2 separate regions of the Homo sapiens genome follow, and region 2 is linked to region 1. The links are chromatin loops, found by intact Hi-C in ENCODE. Cell type or tissue: CD14-positive monocyte. All regions are shown on one strand. Links, peaks and the distances in the headings refer to the core of each region. The heading gives the core; the rest is flanking DNA.

The links. A loop is a pair of places that touch in the nucleus more often than their neighbours do. Peaks named below come from ENCODE experiments on the same cell type or tissue, not always from the same donor. Only the 100,000 strongest peaks of a DNase experiment are listed, where the experiment ranks them.
Region 2: a loop joins it to region 1, with 8 times the contacts of the local background. A loop is called at or near these places in 16 of 110 quality-filtered maps.

The regions. Positions count from the first base shown.
Region 1 is chr22:24,170,525-24,180,937 of GRCh38, reverse strand. It overlaps CABIN1 (calcineurin binding protein 1), which reads right to left. Exons shown (of 37, transcript NM_012295.4): 34 at 8,943-9,225; 35 at 4,663-4,827; 36 at 3,121-3,434; 37 at 2,310-2,885. The coding sequence ends at 2,742. Among named protein-coding and RNA genes, the nearest start is that of SUSD2, 5.8 kb to the left of the region's middle. RefSeq lists a silencer at 5,545-5,604 and an enhancer at 4,972-5,831. In CD14-positive monocyte, for the core only: CTCF peaks have their summits at 5,347 and 5,548 (motif pointing right); a DNase peak (open chromatin) is centred at 5,597; H3K27ac peaks cover 840 bases.
Region 2 is chr22:23,980,364-23,990,776 of GRCh38, reverse strand. It overlaps a transcript of DDT not described here, the pseudogene GSTT2 and a transcript of GSTT4 not described here. Among named protein-coding and RNA genes, the nearest start is that of DDT, 11 kb to the right of the region's middle. In CD14-positive monocyte, for the core only: no CTCF peak of the experiment used is centred there; no DNase peak of the experiment used is centred there.

The DNA.
Region 1 (10,413 bases), core at 3,557-7,556:
AGGGGTCCCCTCTGGAGGGAGGAAGGAGGAAGGGGAGAGAAGGTACCCAAGCCCAGCGGGGGGCCCGGAAGGGAGACAGGGCCCATCCCCGGGCTCCAGAGATGCCACCACCCTGGGGAGCCTTGGCTGTCCCAGCCACACCTAATCCTGCCGCTAAGAGTTTGCATAATTTAATCAGTATTCACCTCCCTTCTTGAGCAGATGAGGAAACTGAAGCTCAGATGCGGATAGGCAAGGCCGAGCCAGGCCCTTGGTGGCTTCTGGGAGCCCCTGCAGCCAGGGCGGGTGGTAAGGGCTGCGGCCTGGGACTGGTCATTTGGACCCTGACACCTGGGCTGGACATCCAGACAGGCGGGTGGTCCTCTCCCAGCTGCAGCTTCTCAAGGTGTCCAAAAGGGACCCTTGCCACACTTGCAGGGAGTCAGAGGTGGCCCCAGGGCATGAGCTTAGGCCATCCGGTCTGTGATCTGCCCCAGCGCTTGCGGCCAGGCCAGCCCATTGTTCCCCGGCCTGTTCTCTCTCTTGCCTGGGTGGTGCCTGCTGGGAACCACAGGGTGTTGGCAGCCACCCGTGGCTCCAGAGAGGTGGCCCCTACTGAAAGTGTTAGAGGCGTGTGCTGGGGGACTTGGCTCCTGAGTCCCCACACAGAGCTGTTCCAGGGAAGCCACACCCGCATTTGATGTTTTCCCACCTCCCAAAGACATTTGGTGAGAGGCCCCCAAGACCTTCAGCTTCTCAGGGACTGTCTCCAGAGGGGAGAAAGTCCCTTAACCCACAATGGCGCTCAGGGCACCTCTGCAGGTGAGTGTCCTGTAAGTGGACGCTCAGGTGCTGAGCCAGGGAGAGCCTGTCTCCTGGCCCCAGGCTGGCGAGGGCATTCATCCCAGGCCCAGGGCTGAAGTTGCTCCCTACAGCACTGGGTGCAGGGGAGGGTCCGAGGTGTCCGTCCTCCTATAGGTGAGGCTCCAGGGAGGGGTGCTGGGGGATCGGCTGAGACAGTTCCCGGGAACTGGAGGAGGGAGAGCTGCTGCTTCCTGTTTTTGGCCTGGGCACCGTTGCTGCGCGTGTCTGGAGACAATGGAAGTGCGGTAGGGGCTAGGTGTGCAGTCTGGGAAGCTCCATACCCCAGGCCCTGCAGGGAGGGGGCGTCAGCTGAGTAACTGGGGCTGGCTTATCTCAGCCCCCCGAAAGGCGGGTTCAGCCAGACCCATCTGGGGCCACCAAGCCTCTGGTTCCAAAAGGGCGGTGCCCAGCCCTTTACGCCTTTCCTCCTGGGTGGTGGGCATGTCCAGCCCATGAGGGGCACAGGGCAGTGAGGAGGGTCCCCATCTCCATCCTGGACAGAGAGCCTGCTCCATGGGAGGTCCCAGGGCCAGGAGGGCCCCTGCGGTGCTGGGAGGGGAAGAGAGTTGTGAAGGGTGCCAGCTCTAGGGGCTTAATGCTCTGTGGGGCCTGCCTTAAAATCCTTAATCATTTTTGGTCAGACATGGTGGTGGCTCAGGCCTGTAATCCCAGCACTTTGGGAGGCCAAGGTGGGTGGATCACTTGAGGTCAGGAGTTTGAAACCAGCCTGGCCAACATGGTGAAACTCCGTCTATACTAAAAATACAAAAATTAGCTGGGCGTGTTGGCGTGTGCCTGTGATCTCAGCTACTCGGGAGGCTGAGGCAAGAGAATCGCTTGAATCCAGAAGGCGGGGGTTGCAGTGAGCTGAGATCGTGCCACTGCAGATCGTGCCACTGCATTCCAGCCTGGGAGACAGAGTGAGACTCCATATCAAAAAAAAAAAAAAAAAAAAAAAAAAATCCTTAATCCTTTTTGATCAAGGAGCTTCATATTTATGTCTTGCACTGAGCCCAGCTATTCTGTGACTGGCCCCATTAGGGCGACTGTGATGGGAGTTAAGTACCCTCCCTGCCGGCCCCATCCCCCCTTTCCCTCCCTGACAGCCCCCTCCTCCCAGCCTCTCAGCTGCCCCAGCCCTGCCTGCCCTCCCACCGTACAGCCTCCCACCCACTGGCACCCAGGTGCGTTCTGGGGATGCACCTAACTCCCCTTTGAAGCCTGGCTCCAGCTGCACTAGAGGCGTCTGCCTGGCCCAGCCCCGAGTCGGCTCTCTCCTTACCCCACTGGGCACCCCCAGCCGCTGCTTTGGTTGCCTGGCTGGTCCCTGAGATGCTGGAGAAGGAGGGGGGCTAGGCCCTGCCCTATGGACTATGGCAGTAAAGGCCCAGAATCCCTGGGGACAGCAACTCTCCGCCAGAGACTCTGCCAGATTGCCCCCTAGAGGTGAGCAAAGAGGCAAAGACAACTGTTCCATCTTTATTAGAAAAGCAACCAAAAAAAGGGTGAGGGGTGAGCCTGGCCCTAAAGGACCCCTCCACTGTGACACAGGCAGAGCCGGCTCATCCCGGCGTCGAGGGGTGGATATGGCCAGCTGGGTGTGGGCAGATTTACAAAGTCAACACTTCATAGAAAAGGATGCCGCCTGGCGTGCAGATGGCGACCAATCCACCTTCACATGGCTAAGGCGGGCCCCTCCTCCTCTGGGCTCCCATGTGGTGTGGACAGCCTGACCTGGGTACAGGGAGGATGCCATGAGGAGGTGGGCTGGGCAGGCCTGGGGGCTGTGTGGGGAGTGGCATCCATGTGGGCCTCTGGTCCTGCCCAGGGTCCTGCCCAGGGGGCATTCCAGGCCTGGCTGGTCCCCTGGGGCGTGGCGGTGGGGCTGCAGTGGCCCCTCAAATGTCCATGTAGTCGTCGTCCTCGTCTGTCTCGCTCTCCAGCGAGGACTCCTGGCTGGATGTCTCCAGGACCTCCAGGGCTGGCTGGCATAGGCTCTCCTTCCTCACGTTGGCAGCAGACTGGGCAGAAAGGATGGCTGACTGCGGAGAGGGCCGGGCGGGGCACTGGTCAAGGATGGCTGGGCTCTGCCCCAAGCCCCTCTGCCACCTTCACCCCTGCCCCAGGCCCCCCTCCCACCCTCACCCCTGCCCCAGGCCCCTATGCCATCCTCACCCACACCCCAGGCCCTCCTGCCACCCCCACCCCCATCCTAGGCCCCCTTTGTAACCTATGCCTCCCACCCACACATGGCTCCAGCCCAGCCCCTGAGGTCACCTTCAGCTTCTGCTTGGTCTCCTCCGAGATGCTGCCTTTGGGGGAGAGCAGGGTTGGGGTGGGTGGCGTGACGGTGATCTCAGGGGGGAACTTGGTGGCGGCGGAGGGGATGACCAGCTTTGGCATGTTGGGCAGGGGGCGGGACTTAGCCCGGCTGGGCTCAGGCTTGCCTGGGTGACCCTCTGGTGGCTGGGCACTCCCACTGCTGGGGGCCTTGGAGCTGGCAGCTGTTGGGGGAGAGCTCAGGGGCTGAGTCTCACTCGCAGCCTCCTGAGCCTCCCCATCCCTTCTCGGCTCAGGCCTCAGTTTCCCCTCTGGAAGACAAAGGTACCAAGAGCACTTCCTGCCTGCCGCATCACACAGTGAGCACTTTATCTCGCCCCCACCCGCTCCCCCCAGGTCCTGGGCCTTTATGCTGTGTAGTTTGTGCTGGCTGGCAGGCTCCAAGGCTTCTACCCTGGGCAAATACTTGGCTCAGGCCTGCAGGGACCCAACTCTGGCTCTGAGCTGTGGGGTGCTGGGACTGTGAACCTTACCCAGTAACACCATGAACTCAAAGCCCAGGACCTGAGACTCCCTGAGCCTTGCTGGGTTCTGTAAGACCTCCAGGCATCATGCTTGCATGAACTGTCGTATTTCCACAACCATCCTAGGATGCATGTCCTATTGGTGTCTATGCCCCAGGGAGGACACTGAAGCCCAGAGCTGGTCGCTCAGCCAGGCATGGTCACTGAGCTGGCCCCAGGGCATCCACTTTCGCCTCATCCTCCAGTGGGAGCAAGGGGCTGAGTTTGCCCAGAGCCTGAAGGCTGGGCCAGTTGCAGGCCTGGCAGCCTCTAGGGAGCTGCACGAGCTGGGAGGACCCGGCTGGCCTGGCTCGTCTCCACATTCCTCTGCAGCCCCATGGCTTTAAAAGGAATGGGGTTTACACAGAGCCCATGCCTGGCCCCCAGGGGCTGGCGCCAGGTCCTGCCATCCCAAGTGGTCTGTGGGAGGCCCAGGCCAGGAGGAGTCCCCAAGGGGTCTGGCTGGTTGGGGCAGCTGGTGGGAACAGGCCGGACTGAGGCCAGGGCTAGAATCTGACGTGGCTGTCGACGGGGACGCCTGCTTGGCCCAGCCCAACCTGTCCACCCTTCTGCCTGCTGCTGATGTCCCTCAAGTGTCTGTCACCAGGCCCATGCTCCGCCCTGTCCATGCCTACTCCTCTTTCCCCACTCTGGGCTCAGCCTGGGTTCTGCAGTGGGCCCAAGCAGGCCGCCTGCCCTCGCTAGTACCCCTCCGTGATGCCAGGGGTGGAATAAGCCTCTGGGGTCCCTCTCTACCCAGCCCCTGACACAATGGGCCACGCATTAAACTCTTCAGCCTGGGCCTCTCCCTTGGCTCCCCTGTCCAGCCTGCACTACCCCCATTTCCTCCCCATCTCATTCCATGGGGCATCCCCAGGCCCTGCCCTTCAAGGCCAGGCCGGGAAACCCACCCTGGCTGCCAGCTGTGAGGCAGCCTCCTGGGGGCTGGTGCTGGGCTGCTCCCAACTCGCCTTACCCTGGCTGCAGGTGGGCTCAGCGCCTGTGCCCAGGGCAGCCTCTGCCGGCCAGCAGTGTGGCTCTGCCGGGGAACTTGTGGGGGCCATCTTCACCTGCGGACTGTGCCGTGGCTCCTGAGGCGGGAAGCTGGTGCCCTCTGCCACTCTCGCCAGCTCTTCTCCCTCTGTGGGGACATGGGCTCACTGCAGGTAATAGACTCATCCACCCCGCAGGCTCCAACGCATCTGTGTCAGGTCCTATGGGCCCAGGTTGTGCCCTGGGACACTGGGCAGGGGAGTGTGGCCAATGCTGGGGTCCTGGCTGAGGCAGTCCAGGTTGGTGCTGCCAAGAAACCACTCACCACCCAAGAGGACACTGGTAGGGGCTGGCTCCCCACCCCCAGAGGGCTCCTCCGCCTCCCGAGAGGGCTATACACCTGACCCAGTGGGGCCACACCTGAGTCTTCGAGGCCCAGCCTCTCTTAAGATCCCATCACAAGGCAGTGAGAGGGGATGGGGGGGCAGTGTCCACTCTCCCTCCAGCTCACATAAGCAGCATTCAGAAACGAGGTCAGGACCAAAATCCAAACAACCCAACTAAGACCAAAGTAGACGCTGGCACTATGGCTCCTGCCCAGCCAGCCACACCTTCCCTGGCCTGAGGCAGGGGCCAGGAATTGGGCTCAGTTGGGCCAAGGCCGGGATGGGCCTGAGGGGCAAATGCTGTGCCTGTGGCTGCTGGCCAGGTGACTACTCAGCATCGGTCCCCGGTTCCCAGGCCTCCAGGCCCTCACTTCCCTTGCTGCTCCCCACCTTCTCACTCAGGTCTGGACTCTCCCACCACACTGGTCATCAACCACTGCCTTTCCAGCCACCCCACCGCCTCCCCATCCCGCTCCTCTGCCAGGAGGCCCTCCATCCTCTCCAGCAGGGGGAGCCAGCTCCCCTCCTTGGTCAGCAGGAGTGACAGCTCCCGGTACAAAGCTGGGGCCAGCAGGCGACTGCTGGGCTAGGCAGAGGCCTCAGCGGCCATGGCCATCCCCATCCAGCTGCTCTGCCTGAGGCTCCTGCCCCAGGCTGGCTGAGGCCTTGTCTCAAGCCTCCACCCCCTCGCCCCCTGCCCCCAGTGTCATTCAACAGTTCCATCCTGGCAAAAGGCCATTTAATTTGGTTTTGGGAATGGGAATAGAAAAGGATCAACTCTCCAGGCTGAAGAAGGTATGCTAGGAAACAGATCCTCTTTCTTAGATCTAACAGAGGAGAGAAGGACATGAATTACAGCTTTGGCCTGCTTGATGGTGGGACAGGCAGGCAGAGGGAAAGCAGGCAGTCTCTAGCCCCCTACTCCGCTACCCCTGGCCCTGGCATCCACCAGGCCTTCCCACACCCCAGGGAGGTGTGTGTGGCCTACAGAGATCTCAGTTGCTGCTGAGATTAGGTTATAAAAGACACCATGGCTTCCTCTGTGTTCTCTCGGTGGGGTCAATGGCTCTGGGGAGAACCAGTCACCATGATCCGGGGACACTCAGCTGTTTATAGAAAGGCCCACAGGAGGAGCTGAGGCCTCTGGCCAATAACCAGTGAGGACCTGAGGCTGCCAACACCCCAAGGGAGCTCAGATGCACTGATGATAGCTTGACTGCAACCACGTGGGAGACCCTGAGCCAACTTTACCCCACAAAGCCACTGTAAATTCCTGACCCTCAAAAACTACAAGACGAGAGCATGGGACTGGTACAAGGCAAGACAGCCCCAGGCAGAGGGACAGGAGCTGGGTCTTCGTGGGAGTAAGTCAGCTACCAACACTGACCAACTGATTACGGCACTGGGCTCCCATCACCCCCACACCTTGACGTCACCATCCTCAGGCGGGGTATGGTGGTTCACACCTGTAATCCCAGCACTTTGGGAGGCTGAGGCGAGTGGATCTCCTGAGCCCAGGAGTTTAAGACCAGCTTGGGCAACATGGTGAAACCCCATCTCTACAAAAAATACAAAAATTACCCAGGCGTAGTGGCCCATGCTTGTAGTCTCAGCTACTTGGGAGGCTGAGGTAGGAGGATCACCTGAGCCCAGGGAGGTTGAAGCTGCAGTGAGCCATGATCGCACTGCTGCACTCCAGCCTGGGCAACAGAGTGAGGAAAACAAACAGGCCAGGCTTGGTGGCTCATTCCTGTAATCCCAGCACTTTGGGAGGCTGAGGCAGGCGGATCACCTGAGGTCAGGAGTTCAAGACCAGCTTGGCCAACATGGGGAAACCCTGTCTCCACTAAAAATAAAAAATAAAAATTAAAAAAAAAAAAAAAACCCATACCAAGTCTCTGCTTAACGCCAAGCAGCATTCCAAATCCTGCAGTGCTATTATCTTCATCTTATCCATTTTATGCAGGAAACTGAGGCAGAAAGAAGAAAAGGGATGGCCAAGGTCACATGCTGGTAGAACCACTGCAGTTCGTTTTTTTTAGATGGAGTCTAGCTCTGTCGCCCAGGCTGGAGTGCAGTGGCGTGATGTCAGCTCATTGCAACCTCTGCCTCCTGGGTTCAAGCGATTCTCCTGCTTCAGCCTCCCGAGTAGGTGGGATTACAGGTACCCACCACCACACCCAGCTAATTTTTGTATTTTTAGTAGAGATGGGGTTTCACCATGTTGGCCAGGATGGTCTCCATCTCTTGACCTCGTGATCCGCCCACCTCGGCCTCCCACTGTGCTGGGATTACAGGCGTGAGCCACCGCGCCTGGCCAGCACTACACTTCTTTTACGGCTCTTTGTCCTGAAGCCTTCACAGGCTCCTCTGGGAACAAATGGCCACAGGTTCTGACCCAAAGGGAAGTAATTCTTTGTCTCACAGGGCCACGACCAGTGCAACCGAGGCTGACTGGGCTAGAGGATGCCTACATGTTCACAATCCTCAAAGCAGTGTGGATGGCATCAGGTGAAAACATCAGCACCTGCTTGCTGCTTGAGCCACCGTGGGAAAGAGCTGAGGAAGACTTCTCAACTCAACCTCCACTCAGGCGCACAGTCTGTGGGGGCTCTTAGGCCTGCCTTCTGCTGGGCACTTCTGCAGAGTGGCTGTCTCGTTTTTCAGATGGGTAGGAAATTCAACTGGGAAGACAGGTGAGCCTCCAGGGGTGACACAGGCTGTGGGCCAGTGCAGGGTCTGCGGCAAGGAAACAGGCTGGGTCCTTGAGGCAGGGAGGGAGAAGCAGGGGAGGGCCTGAAAGGGAGGGTTGGGGAAACTGGTCCATCGCTGGATGTCCCCAGGGGCACAGGGAACCCTCTGACCACGCTGGTCTCTCCTGGGGCCCCACCAGCTGGGGAGACAAATTAGTTAGGGAATATCCCTGTCCTATTATAGGGCCTTCAGAGCCTGGCCACATGGTCCTAGAGTCCTGGGAACCAACAGGGAAGGGCTCCCTGCCCTGGGTGGCAGGTGGAACCTGGCCCAGGCCTGAGCTGAACCCAGTCTGGCAGAATTGCAGCTGCCAGAGCTGCTGGTGTCAGGACCAGCGAGGGGGATGGTGCCTTGTCTACTCCCCTCTCACTCACTGGCTGTAGCAGCGCTGCCTCTACATCCCCTCCCCAAAGGAAGGATCTGTGGCTTAGCTGTCTGCAGGCTGCCATTCCAATGGATCCTGGGTTTTAGAAGGAACAGGAGCTTTCACCGATGAGGCCAGCAGGGCCCTCTACTGCCCGCACCTTTGTCCTCTCTGTTTTCCTTCACAAGCCCCCTGACCTGCCCCTGCCCTCATCCTGGCTGGCTTCTGTCTTGCCCATGAGGCAAGATGGGGTTTGAGCAGATCTGCTGGCCCCACACCCAGTAGGGCCTGGTACCCAGGAACTGCTCACAGGTAACTGAGGCCGGATACCAGTGGCCTTGCAGCATGCTGAAGGTCAGGACCCCTCCCAGTGCCCTGAGGGAGGCCTGGTGTGGGCTAGTATCCTTTTCCTACCTGACCAAGCCATCCTTCCTACTTACTATAAGGCTTTGTGGGGAGGAAACAGTAGCAAACACGTCCGTGATGGTGTTTGCTCCCTCCCTCCTCACCACCCCCTTTCACAGACTGAGGCACCCAGGGTTAGGTTAAGAGTGGTAGATGTAGGATGTGCTGACCAGGGCCACCGAGGCTGCCAGTGACTGGTGAGTGGACCCGCGGTCACCTGCCCCGCCACCCTGTGGGATCGACTGGGCGGGAGGGCACTGCTTGCCTCCCTTACCCATACTCACACTCTCCCCGCAGGGAGGACTTGATGGTGGCAGGGGCCTGGGCCCAGCTCTGGACTGGGATGGGACTCACCTGGGCCCAGAGAGGCCATGCTGGGGGTAGCTTCAGGCCTGTGTGGCCGGGGAGGCCCAGGGTCCTTGGACTGGTCCAGGGTGGAAGCTGATGCTGACGGAGGGCAGGTGATAATAGTTGTGGCGGCAGCTAGTGCAGGGCGAGGCTTGGTGTGAGCATCACTGGGCCGCTGGACAGAGTCAGCTGGCACAGGGTCAGGGGCTGTGGGCACCACTGTCACAGGAAAGAAGTTCTCTCGGCTGTCTTTGGGGTGCTTTGGAGTGGTGGGGGTGTCCCCCGAGGCCTGTGAGGACAAACAAGAGGTGAGAAAGGCTGGCTAGGCAGCCCTGAGCCCACGCTGCTCTGCCCGCCAGCCGACCAGTGCTGTCCCACAGGACATCCTGTGCGCCTGGGGCTGCCAACACTGCCCATATGGCACCACTGAGCCCCCACAATGCTGCCAACAAGGTCCATCAGAGAGGCACCCCATCAGGATCCTGCTGATGCTAGGACACAGCTGGAGACCCAGAACCCCTCCCTGGGAGAATGTCCAGGCCGTACTGGTGGGGACTCAGTGGAAGGACCTCCAGCTGGCCTTGCCCTCACACCACAGGGTGCCAGTCTGGGAGGATTATGTCCTGCAGGACCCTAGGCATGGGTGCAGCTCCCAACCCAGGGAATGCAGGAACAGGTGGTCAGTCTTGGAGGGTGACTTCCCAATGGCCACTCATGGGAGAGTCCTGAGGGAGCTAGTGGGATGCTGCAAGAGTTTGCTTCCTGGGCTTGATACCACAACCCACTGTGACCTACTGCCACGGCACCCAGTGCTGCCCCCAGCTTGGCCTCTCCCTGCAGCCTGGCCTTGGCAACTGCTCCCACCATGGGCCTTCGATTTCCAGGTGAGCCGGGCCCTAGGGGCCTCCGAGTCTTCATCCACACAATTCCCTCTGCCATGAGGCCCTTTTGGGGTTCTTTTCACAGGGCTACTTTTGCTCCCACCCCCAGCCAGCCCTCCTGGGACAGGTGTGAAGGCTCCAGTGCCCTGACAGCATGTCTTGAGGTGATGTGAGGCAGCCCTGAGGCAGCCTCTCACAGCTGAGCAGAGGAGTGGGTCCACCCTTCAACCCTCCCCAGCACCAGGCTGACTGTACTGTGGGAGCTGGCCCACATGAGGCTGACAGCACCCCCATCCCCACCCCCTCGAGTGTGGGAGAGTCACACGCCTGCAGGTAGGTACCTCAGTGCATGGGGGCGGGGGGGGGGGCAGTTTGCTACCACCGATGACCCTGTCTCTTCTGACATTGGTTTTGCTAAAATGCCCTGTTCCTCAATTCCACATGGTTCAGGACGGGCCCCTGTGGACTCTGCCACATACTGGGTGTCTGGGATGTGCCCCAGGCCGGTGCTCTGGGGCCTAGCCTTGTCCTGTGGGCAGCCCATCCTGTGGGAGTGCGGGGCAGGAGGACAGACCTGTCTCTCGGGCCCTGCGGGC
Region 2 (10,413 bases), core at 3,489-7,488, 190 kb after region 1:
GGGGCAAGAATATCTTCACCCCATGTGCTTGGAAAAAACAAACTGCCTCGTTGTTTCCTAAGTAAAATAGTCCCTGTCTACCCCTGCCTGTGTCTCTTCCACTTTTTTATTGTTTGTTTGTTTATTTATTTATTTATTTATTTATTTATTTATTACAGTGTCTCAATCTGCAGCCCAGGCTAGAGGGCAGTGGCATGATCCCGGCTCACTGCAGCCTTGACCTCTCAGGATCAAGTGATCCTCCCAACTTACTCCTCCTAAGTAGAATAGTTGGGACTACAGGCACGTCCCCGTGCCCAGCTACTTTTTTTTTTTTTTTTTTTGGTGTGTGTAGACGCGTGATTTTGCCATGTAGACCAGGCTGACCTTGAGCTCCTGAGCTCAAGTGATCCTCCTGCCTCCTCCTTCTAAAGTGTTGAGATCACAGACATGCACCACCATGTCTGGCCCTGGGTCTCTTCCACTTTTATGTATTTCTTGGCATTCTTCTGCCTTTTCTTTTTCCTGCATCTGACTTGCTCTATCCCATGGGGCTTCTCACCCAGCTGAAGGGGCTACTCCTAGAGGCTAGAGGCTGGAGGGCCCTGTGGCAGGGCAGTGGGGGAGGCCAGCACCCTCACCCTGAGCTCCAGCGTTTGCTGGTCTGGCTGGCATACAGAGATGCAGCTGGAGCACAATTCAGTGGAGGAGGCAGGGCTATAACTAAGCAGTAGGGCAGAGAGCAGAGCCAGAGCCCCCTGGGCAGGCCAGAGGGAGGACCCTGCTCAGCTGACTCTTCCCAACTGCTGCCCTTGGTACAACCAGCTTGAGTCACCTGCTACAGAACAGGGGCTGGACACAGAAGCAGTCTGTGGAGGGAGAATGGGCAGGGGTGTGCATGTCCATTCAGTAGAAGGGCAAAGAGGCCCACATGTAGGCCTATGATCAGACTGGAGCCTGGCTTGACTGAGGTCCTCTGATCCAAACACCAGGCACCTAATGCGGCCTCTAGCACTGGCCTAGAATGCTAAAGTGAGTCAGACCTGGGAACCCCCAGTGGGGAGGGAGCCTTGAGAGTTTGGCATAAGAAAGGAAGAAGAGCTGAGCCACCGGGGGCTGAGTGGCTGAATGGGGCAGGGATTCCCAGCAAGAATGAGGTTGGTCTGAGGGTTGGGAACATGTTTGGCTGGGACTCTGGGGTATTGACAGGTCACCCAGCCTGGCCAGTAGGGCCTAAGTCCCCAGCTGGGATAGGAAGCTGAATCAGAGGGGGCAAGCCTAGAGCCCAGGGAGGAGGCTGGAGGGGTCTGACCTATGGATGGAACTGGCTGGGGGTGGGGTGTGAATTACAGCTCCAGGGAATTGTCCTTGAGCCATGCTTCAAGGAGCTGGACACAGGAAAGATGGCCCTCTGATGGGGTCAAGGTCTGTGACCCAGTGACTAGCAGAGAGGCTTCCTCTTCCCTGATGCCTCCCAGATAGGGGCCTCAGAAAGCTGCTGCTGGGATTTTGGGGTGGGGGTGGGCAGAGACCTCAGAGAACTCTGGGTTATCCCCACTCACCTCTCTGATCTCTCCTGCAGGCCAGCAGCACAGCGATGCCTTTGCCCAGGTGAACCCCCTGAGGAAGGTGCCGGGCCTTGAAGGATGGGGACTTCACCTTGGCTGAGAGGTAACCGGTCCGTGGGCTGCTGCCGGGCCTTGTGGGGCCAGTCGGCTGTCTGTTCACTGTTGATGGCTTGGATCATGGACTGTGGGCCCTGCACCAGCCCCAGGGTGAAGAATGGGTGGAGGCAGGCAGTGGTACCCAGTGTTGACAAGGGTTATAGAAGTCCCCTCCTGCATTGTACAAGTGAGGAAACTGAGGCTGGAGGAGGGGAGGGACTTGCACAAGGCCAGAGGGCCCAGTCTGCTTCCGGGCCTCCTCACCGCCAGCCTTCCCCTCCGAAAAAAGGAGAGTGCTAAGTTTCGAGGAGCGGCTGTACCAGGCATCTTAGTGCTACCATTTTGCCCACAAATCCTGTGGGGCAAGTGCTGTTTCCCTGGAGAGTCGAGGGACCACTCAGCGAGCTTCAGTGGCTATTTGCTAAACATCCACCAGGGCCAGACCCCATTTAAGCCCTGGGGCTTGAGCAGTGAACGTGTCTACGTCCTTCTCCTCATGGATCTCACATTCCATTAATAGAAGGGGGAGCTGACAGTAACCCATGTAAACATGGAACATATCGGATGTTGATGGATGCCATGGAAAAAATAAACAGGGTAAGATTGGGGGTGTGTGAGTAGGATGTTGAGGGAAGACTCCCTGGAGGAAGTGGCATCTGAGCAGAGAGCTGTAGGAATGTGCAAGGCATGAGGAGAAGGGTGTTCTGGCTGGAGGGAAGAGTGATGGCGAAGGCTCCAGGTGGGACAATGCATGGGGTTCAGACTGGAGAGCAACGGGCCAGGGTGGGTGTAGTGAGCAGGAAGAGCAGGAGGTCACGACAGAGGGGAGCATGGGACACTGGGAAGGCTTTGGCTCTTACCGCAGGGGGATTGAGTCGCTGGAGTATTTTGAGCAGAGAACTGTGATCTGACTTACGTCATAAAGGATCCCCCTGGCAGGGGTGAGAAAGCCACTGCAGTCATCTGGCATGCAGCGCTGGAGCCCCAGACCAAGGTGGTGGTGGTGCAGGGTTGGTGGGGTGATGGTCGGTTCTGACTTTTCTTGAAACTCTAACTGCAGGGTGTGCTGAAGGGTTGGAGGTGGGTGGGAAAAATGAAAGCCAAAACCAGCCTCCAGGTTGGTGGCCGCATGGTGGCGTCCTTTACCGAGGCCACATAGTGCCTCCTTGGTGGAGCTGGATTCACATTCAGAGCCTGGGATCACTGGATGGTCCAACACCCATAGAGGCATGATGAGCTCTGGGGGTCAGACTGCACAACCCTTCACCATAGGTGAACAGGAGATGGGACGGGGTGGGGAGCAATGCTGCCATGTCACCTGGAAGGCTCTCTCCCTGCTGGCCTTGCTCCTGGCCCTGTCCATGCTTTGGATATGTTGGGGAGATACCCAACTTGCTCTCATTCTTCAGACTCACACTGGGTGCCCCTTCCTCCTGGAAGCCTTCCCTGAGCCCCTGCTGAAGTTCATGACATTTTGTTTCTTCCTTGCTGCCATTAGTTGAGATGATAATCTGGCCCCGTGTAGGGCTGTGTGACCCTGGGCAGTTACCTAACCTCTCTGAGCCTCACATCCCTCCTCTGCATCATGGGGATAGTGAAAATGCCCCAGAAAATGGCTGAAGAGTGTTCAGGGCATGTCTTCTGCCCCTGCCATGTCCCCCCAGTGTGGCTAGCTTGCTCTATATGAGCTGCATGTACAAAGCACCTGACCACTGGTACCTCCAGGACCTGCAGGCCCGCGCCCATGGGGATCAGTACCTGTCATGGCAGCACATGGCCCTGCAGAGTAGCTGCTGCTGGGCCATGTGGCAGAAGGTGAGCCATGGAGGGCAGGGACACCTCCCGGGATGCCCAAGGGATGCTGCTTTCACTTTACAAAATCCTGTTTAGACCTGAGACCAAATCCTGGAATGCCAGAGACTGCCTAATTCACCCAACTTGTTTCATAGGAGGGAAACCAAGGACCAGAGCCAAGGAAGGATTCCCCTAATGTGCCTTAATTCCACAGCTACCACCTGCACACTTACACTCACACACTGTTCGACACACAGCCACGCACACTCACACACACATCCACCCACGTCCACCCACAGTCACACGATGTATCACATTCACACATATACACCCACACACACAATCATAACATTTACACACAGTCACACAGTTAACTCCTGTACACACATATACACCCACACAATCACATAATTCACTCATATTCAACAGTCACACAACTCACTCACATTGACACACATACACACCAACCCCACACACAATTCACATACATACACACACATATACACCCACATACACAACCACACCATTCACTGACATTAATACAAAGTCATCACACAGTTCAGTCACACACACACACACACCTCACACACACAGGCACACAATTCACACCAACAAAATCACACAGTTCACTCACACACATACACCCACATACACAAATTCACACTGCTCAGTCACATTTACACACCATTCAAATTCACACACATATACACCTACTTACACACAGTTCACTCACACCACACACATATACACCCACATACACACAGTTCACTCACATCACACACATATACACCCACATACACACAGTTCACACACATCACACACATATACACCCACACATAAACAAAGTTACACAATTCACTCACGTTCACACACACAGTTCACTGACATTCACACACGTACACACGCACCACACACAGGCAATTCAGTCACATGGCCGAAAGCCATTCCTCACCTTGCTATGGTTCCCTTCCCAGTGTCACCTTAGCCTTTGGCCCTCAGCGTCCCCTTCCCATGCCTGGACTGCTGGAGAGCCCTGAACACACCCCATCTTCATGCCTCCAGCACTAGCCCAAGCCCTTCCCTCTGCCAAGAGCACTAAGTGCAACTCAAGATCACTTCTAGGGACCCTTCCCTGCCCCTCCTCCTGCCAGGTGACCTAAGGATCCTGCTGGTCCCGCTTGACAATGATGCACAGCATGGTTAGTTCAGCTGAGGTCGCTCTCCCAGACTTACTGCCACCTACACAGCACGGGGACTGACTGTTTAACTTTATTCTTTATTTCGTGTACTTTATTGGAGTGTCTGTTGAAAGCAAAACCATCCAATAAGGAACAATCCCAAGGCAGCCAGCATGGATCAAGAAGGCATAGGCTGTGGCCGCCATCCCCAGTGCCTGATGGGGAGAGGGGGTGGTAATGGAAAAGGCCCAGGAAAGCAGGCCAGAGTGTCCCCCAAAGTATGAGAAATCACTGGAAGAGAGAGCCAGAATGGGACCTAAGACAGAAGCCATCACCAGGCACCCTTAAGGCAGGACAGTTGCAATGGTTACTTGGAATACTTCCGGCTAGGAGTGGTGTTACAGGAAGTCAGTGACCCCAAACAGAGGGACCGGCTGAAGCCATGACAGAAGAACGTGGAGTGTGAAGATTTTATGGACATTTATTAGTTCCCCAAATTAATACTATTATAGTTTCTTATGCCTGTCTTTACTGCAATCTCTAAACATAAATTGTAAAGATTTCATGGACACTTATCACTTCCCCAATCAACACCCTTATGATTTCCTATACCTGTCTTTAATCTCTTAATCCTGTCAGCTGAGGAAGATGTATGTCGCCTCAGGACCCTTTAATAATTGCATTAACTGCACAAATTGTACAGGATGTGTGTTTGAGCAATATGAAATCTGAGCACCTTGAAAAAAGAAGAGGATAACAGCAATTGTTCAGGGAATAAGAGAGATAACCTTAAACTCTGACCACCGGTGAGCCGGGCAGAACACAGCCATATTTCTCTTCTTTCAAAAGCAAATGGGAGAAATATCGCTGAATTCTTTTTCTCAGCATGGAATGTCCCTGAGAAAGAGAATACGCACCTGGAGGTATCGGCTTATAAACAGCCCCCCGGGCGTGGCCTCTCTCTTATGGTCGAGACTGCAGAGGTGAGATAGACTCCAGTCTCCCATAGTGCTCCCAGGCTTATTAGGAAGAGGAAATTCCCGCCTAATAAATTTTGGTGAGACCGGTTGGTCTCAAAACCCTGTCTCCTGATAAGATGTTATCAATGACAATGGTGCCCGAAACTTCATTAGCAATTTTAATTTTGCCTCGGTCCTGTGATCCTGTGATCTCGCCCTGCCTCCACTTGCCTTGTGATATTCTATTACCCTGTTAAGTACTTGATGTCTGTCACTCACACCTATTTGCACACTCCCTCCCCTTTTGAAAATCCCTAATAAAAACTTGCTGGTTTTTGTGGCTTGTGGGGCATCACAGATCCTACCAACGTGTGACGTCTCCCCCGGATGCACAGCTTTACAATTTCTCTCTTTTGTACTCTGTCCCTTTATTTCTCAAGCCGGCCGACACTTAGGAAAAATAGGAAACAATCTACGTGATTATTGGGGCAGGTCCCCCAATAGAGTGGCACATGGTGGGCACAGGTCAGGCATGGGAAATAGGCCCCAAAGCCACAAGACATGTGGGCAGGTAGCGCAGTGTGTGTCTGGAACATCCTGTTTATTGGTCAGCAGTGACATCTACTGTCACATTTGAGAACTGCATCCACAGCCACATGGCCTCCTGTGAAGACCTCAGGGCAAACTGGGGAAACCTGCCCTTCTTGGAAGGTGATGCTAGGGGGGATGAGCAACACCTTTCTTGGAGGTTTGAATTCTTCAGGGCCCCTCCAGCATCTTGGTCTTCCTAATTCCTCCCTTGATCCCCCAGCCCTAGGGGTGGTAGCTTCTTGCAGTGTTTACCTCCGTGTTAATCTGGATTCTCTCTGTCTTCGGAGTTCTCTAATGCCTGGTTACCAATTCTTTATATCAAGTTCTCTCCGTTAAAATCATTGTGGTGGGGTCCATCCCATGGATATACATGGAGGTCTGTGTGACAATGTATAATCTTACTATTTGCAGTTATTACAAAACTGTCCTAGAAGACATGAATGCTTGTTAAAAGAAATCTTTTAAGTTTCCTAGACTTCAAAGACCGTTGCTATGCCCTGTGAAACATCGCCTATATCCTTTAACAGTTTGCAATTCGAATTGGTTACTTACTTAACATTTTGTTGCCCTGGTGATACAATTATGTTGACTCGTTATTGTGAGGTTACTTTGTTATTAACCATGATGAGGATTACTAGCACATACTTTTACTCCATATGTATAACACAACAATGTAGTAAAACCAATAACTCTTGGTTCTCTATTCAAAGTGTTTGGAATCTTTATTCTGTTTAAAACACTGATGACATTTGCCAATTTTTGAGTGTTCTTCATGTTACTGATTTGTAGGAGCTCTTTATATATTGCAGATTTAGTCTCTTACTGGTTATGTATGCTGCACCTGAGGAGTAGCAGCACTGCCAAGGACACTGAGTGTCTTGTCTGTGCAGAGCTTCACATGAAGCTGGAGAGAAGGGACTGGGGCAAGAGGGAAAGATAAAAAGGGGCAAGTAAGTAACAGAATGAATCCTTGTTGCTAATCTCCTGGCCCCCATCCCAGACCCTTCAGGGGATCCTGGCGATTCGAAGCAGCATAGCCTGATAGGCCTCTGGTGAGGGTGTTGGGAGGGTTTTCTTGGCCGCCTGTTCCAGGATGCTCAAGATGATGCTGTGGGCCTCCTGGCATAGCTCAGCACCCAGGAAAGCCTCCACTCATCCACGCCATGCTGCCAGTCGTGGCCGTCCCTCAAACAGTTCATAGCCGAGAGCCACCGGCTGTAGGGACAAGGATGAAAAAGTTGTGGGCATACAACTTTCCCAGTTGTCACTGCCGACCCGAATGCTGGAACCATGGGCAGAAGTATCAGAGACATGGTCCATTCCCCAGCCCCTAAGTGAATGGACCACAGGGGCCCAGGCAGTATGTTCAGCCTTAGAGCCCAAGAGCAGCCAGGGTGAGACCCCACACCCAGGCAGGAGGCAGAAGTTCAGGGTTCTGGCCCCAGATCATCCAGAGACTTGCTCTATGATTCTGGGCAAAGTTCTGGCTTTCTCCAGGCCTCAGTGTTTCTGTCTGCCTCATGGGTGTGACACGAAGAGGGACACTGCCCACAGGCTGAGCTCACACCTGCATCAGCTCCTCCAGGGCCATGAGATCAGCCAGTGTCACCTGCTGGCCAGCGAGGAAGGGCCTGTCCCCCAGGAACTTGTCCTCCAGCCATTGCAGGGCCTGGTCCATGGCAGTCCTGTTGCGTTCCACCTTCTCCTCGGGCACCTGGACCCCAATGAGTGGCCCCAACATCTGATGGGGGCAGAGAGTGGGTCAGTCTATGGCCCCGGCCTACTGCCAACTACTCCCTGATGGCCAATCACTCTCCAGATGGCTCTCCTCACCTGGACCCACAGGGGTATACCAAAGGTGCCACGGATGCAGTCGGCATGCCAGCCCAGGTACTCATGAACACGGGCACGAGCCTGCAGGTCAGATGGATACCAGTGGTCCGGCGTCTGGTACTTACAGCTCAGGTAAATCAGGATGGCCGAGCTGGGAACAAATGGGCAGTGGCTATAAGGACACTGGCACCAGGCATTTACCCCTAACTGCTCCCATCTGCCAGTGGGGCCCGGGGGCTTCTCTGCATTTGAAGGACTGCCCTCCAGCCTCGCCCTCCATCTCCAGCTCCCCAACACCACCCCCTCCTCCTACGAGTCTCCTCCTGTCTTTGTTGCCTTGGGCACCGACTCTTGGCTGGACCTTCTGCTTTGCATTTTGAGAACCTCATCTCTGTGATATGCCAGCAGCCGCCCTGTGAGGTAGACACTCCTGTTAGCCTTTTAGCACAAGAGAAAACTCAAGGTCAGAATGGTCAAGTGACTTGTCCGAGGCGGTGCAGCTCAGAATAGGCTCCCTGGACCCCTGGAACCCTGCATGGGGCTGGCACACAGTGGATGCTCCGTGGAGTCCCTTGCATGTCCACGCGCTTGGGTCAGGGATCACGAGGGGAGGAATGTCTTTGGCCCCCGTCTGACAGGCCCCCAGCCATCACCTCTGCAGCCACCTGACCTCTTGTCCTTTTCCTGCCCAGCAGCTGGACCTCACCATGAGCTGTGCCCTTGGGCCATGGCATTGGCCTCTAGGCCCGGCCTGGGTAGATTGGGTAGTCTGCGACAAGTCACTAGAGGCTCTTTTCAGCTAGCATTTGTTGAACAAATGCGCAACAGTGGAAAAATGTTCCCTTGTCTTCTCTTCTAATACCCTTCAGTCTGGGAGTGGAGAGGCCCTGCGGCTCAGAAAAGGCTGAAGATGAGAGGTGGGGGGACATGTTCTGTCAGCCCCTGCTCATCCCGGACACACCCCAAGCTGTACCTTCTCCCCAGATACCTCTCCTTTCTTTCTTTCCTTTTTTTTTGAGACGGAGTCTCCCTCTGTCGCCCAGGCTGGAGTGGGCTCCCTCTGTCACCCAGGCTGGAGTGCAGTGGCGCGACCTCTGCTCATTGCAAGCTCCGCCTCCTGAGTTCACGCCATTCTCCTGCCTCAGCCTCCCCAGTAGCTGGGACTACAGGCGGCCGCCACCACGCCCTGCTAATGTTTTGTATTTTTAGTAGAGACAGGGTTTCACCGTGTTAGCCAGGATGGTCTCGATCTCCTGACCTCGTGATCCGCCCACCTCGGCCTCCCAAAGTGCTGGGATTACAGGCGTAAACCACCGCGCCCGGCCTTTTTGAGACGGAGTCTAGCTCTGTCGCCCAGGCTGGAGTGCAGTGGCGCGATCTCAGCACACTGCAAGCTCCGCCTCCTGGGTTCACACCATTCTCCTGCCTCAGCCTCCAGAGTAGCTGGGACTACAGACGCCCGCCACCACGCCCGGTTAATTTTTTTTTCCATTTTTAGTAGAGACGGTGTTTCACGGTGTTAGCCAGGATGGTCTCGGTCTCCTGACCTCGTGATCCGCCCGCCTTGGCCTCCCGAAGTGCCGGGATGACAGGCGTGAGCCACCGCGCCCGGCCAGATCCCTCGCCTTTCCCCTCCCTCGCTGCCCCATGGGGTATGGGAGGGCCATTGGGGCCCGGGGCCAGTGGGGAGAGCCAAGGTCACATGGGCTCCGGATGCGGTGAGGGGTGAGGGAAGGAGGGCATCTTTCGGTCAAGATGAAATCACCATCCTTGAGCGTCGGCAGTTTCCCCAGGCTGTTGATCTGCAAGAACTCCTTGCTCTTGTGCTGCCCTGAAGAAGAAGAAGTCAGAAAAGGTCTTCAGAGTAAAAACGCTGCACCTCTACACCCTCCCTCCTCCTCCCCAAGCGGAGCCCCACAGCCCTGAGAAACAGCAAGGTCTGGGACTAGAGGCCTGGATCAGCCTCACTCCCTGGCTGGGCCTCCCTGCCCTGCCACATTCCGGGGCAGCTGGGGGGTTTTGGTGGGTGGGGCCAGGTGCAGCAGGTGGATAAAGAGAAGTTTTCTAGCCGGACTCTGGTGGGCCAGGGGAGGGGAGGCAAACTGGGGTGGCTCATCTCTTCCCATCTCTTAATTCTCACAACAGTATGTCCTTCTTCCCGAGGTCTTCTGGGCTTTGTGAATTTATATGCGTGCATTCCACGCAAGAACTCTGTCAACTCCATTCAGTATTTTCTTTCCATCCCTACAGAGCAGAAGGTAACATTATCCTCCTTTTCAGAAGGCAAGCTAAGGTTCAGAGAGGCTGTGATCCCTTCAAGGCCACTCAGTCCACAGCATTCTCTGGTGGCAGACGCTGCAGGAGGAGGTGAGGGGGCTGTGCGGGCGGCGAGACGCTCAGGGCAGAGCAGGGCGG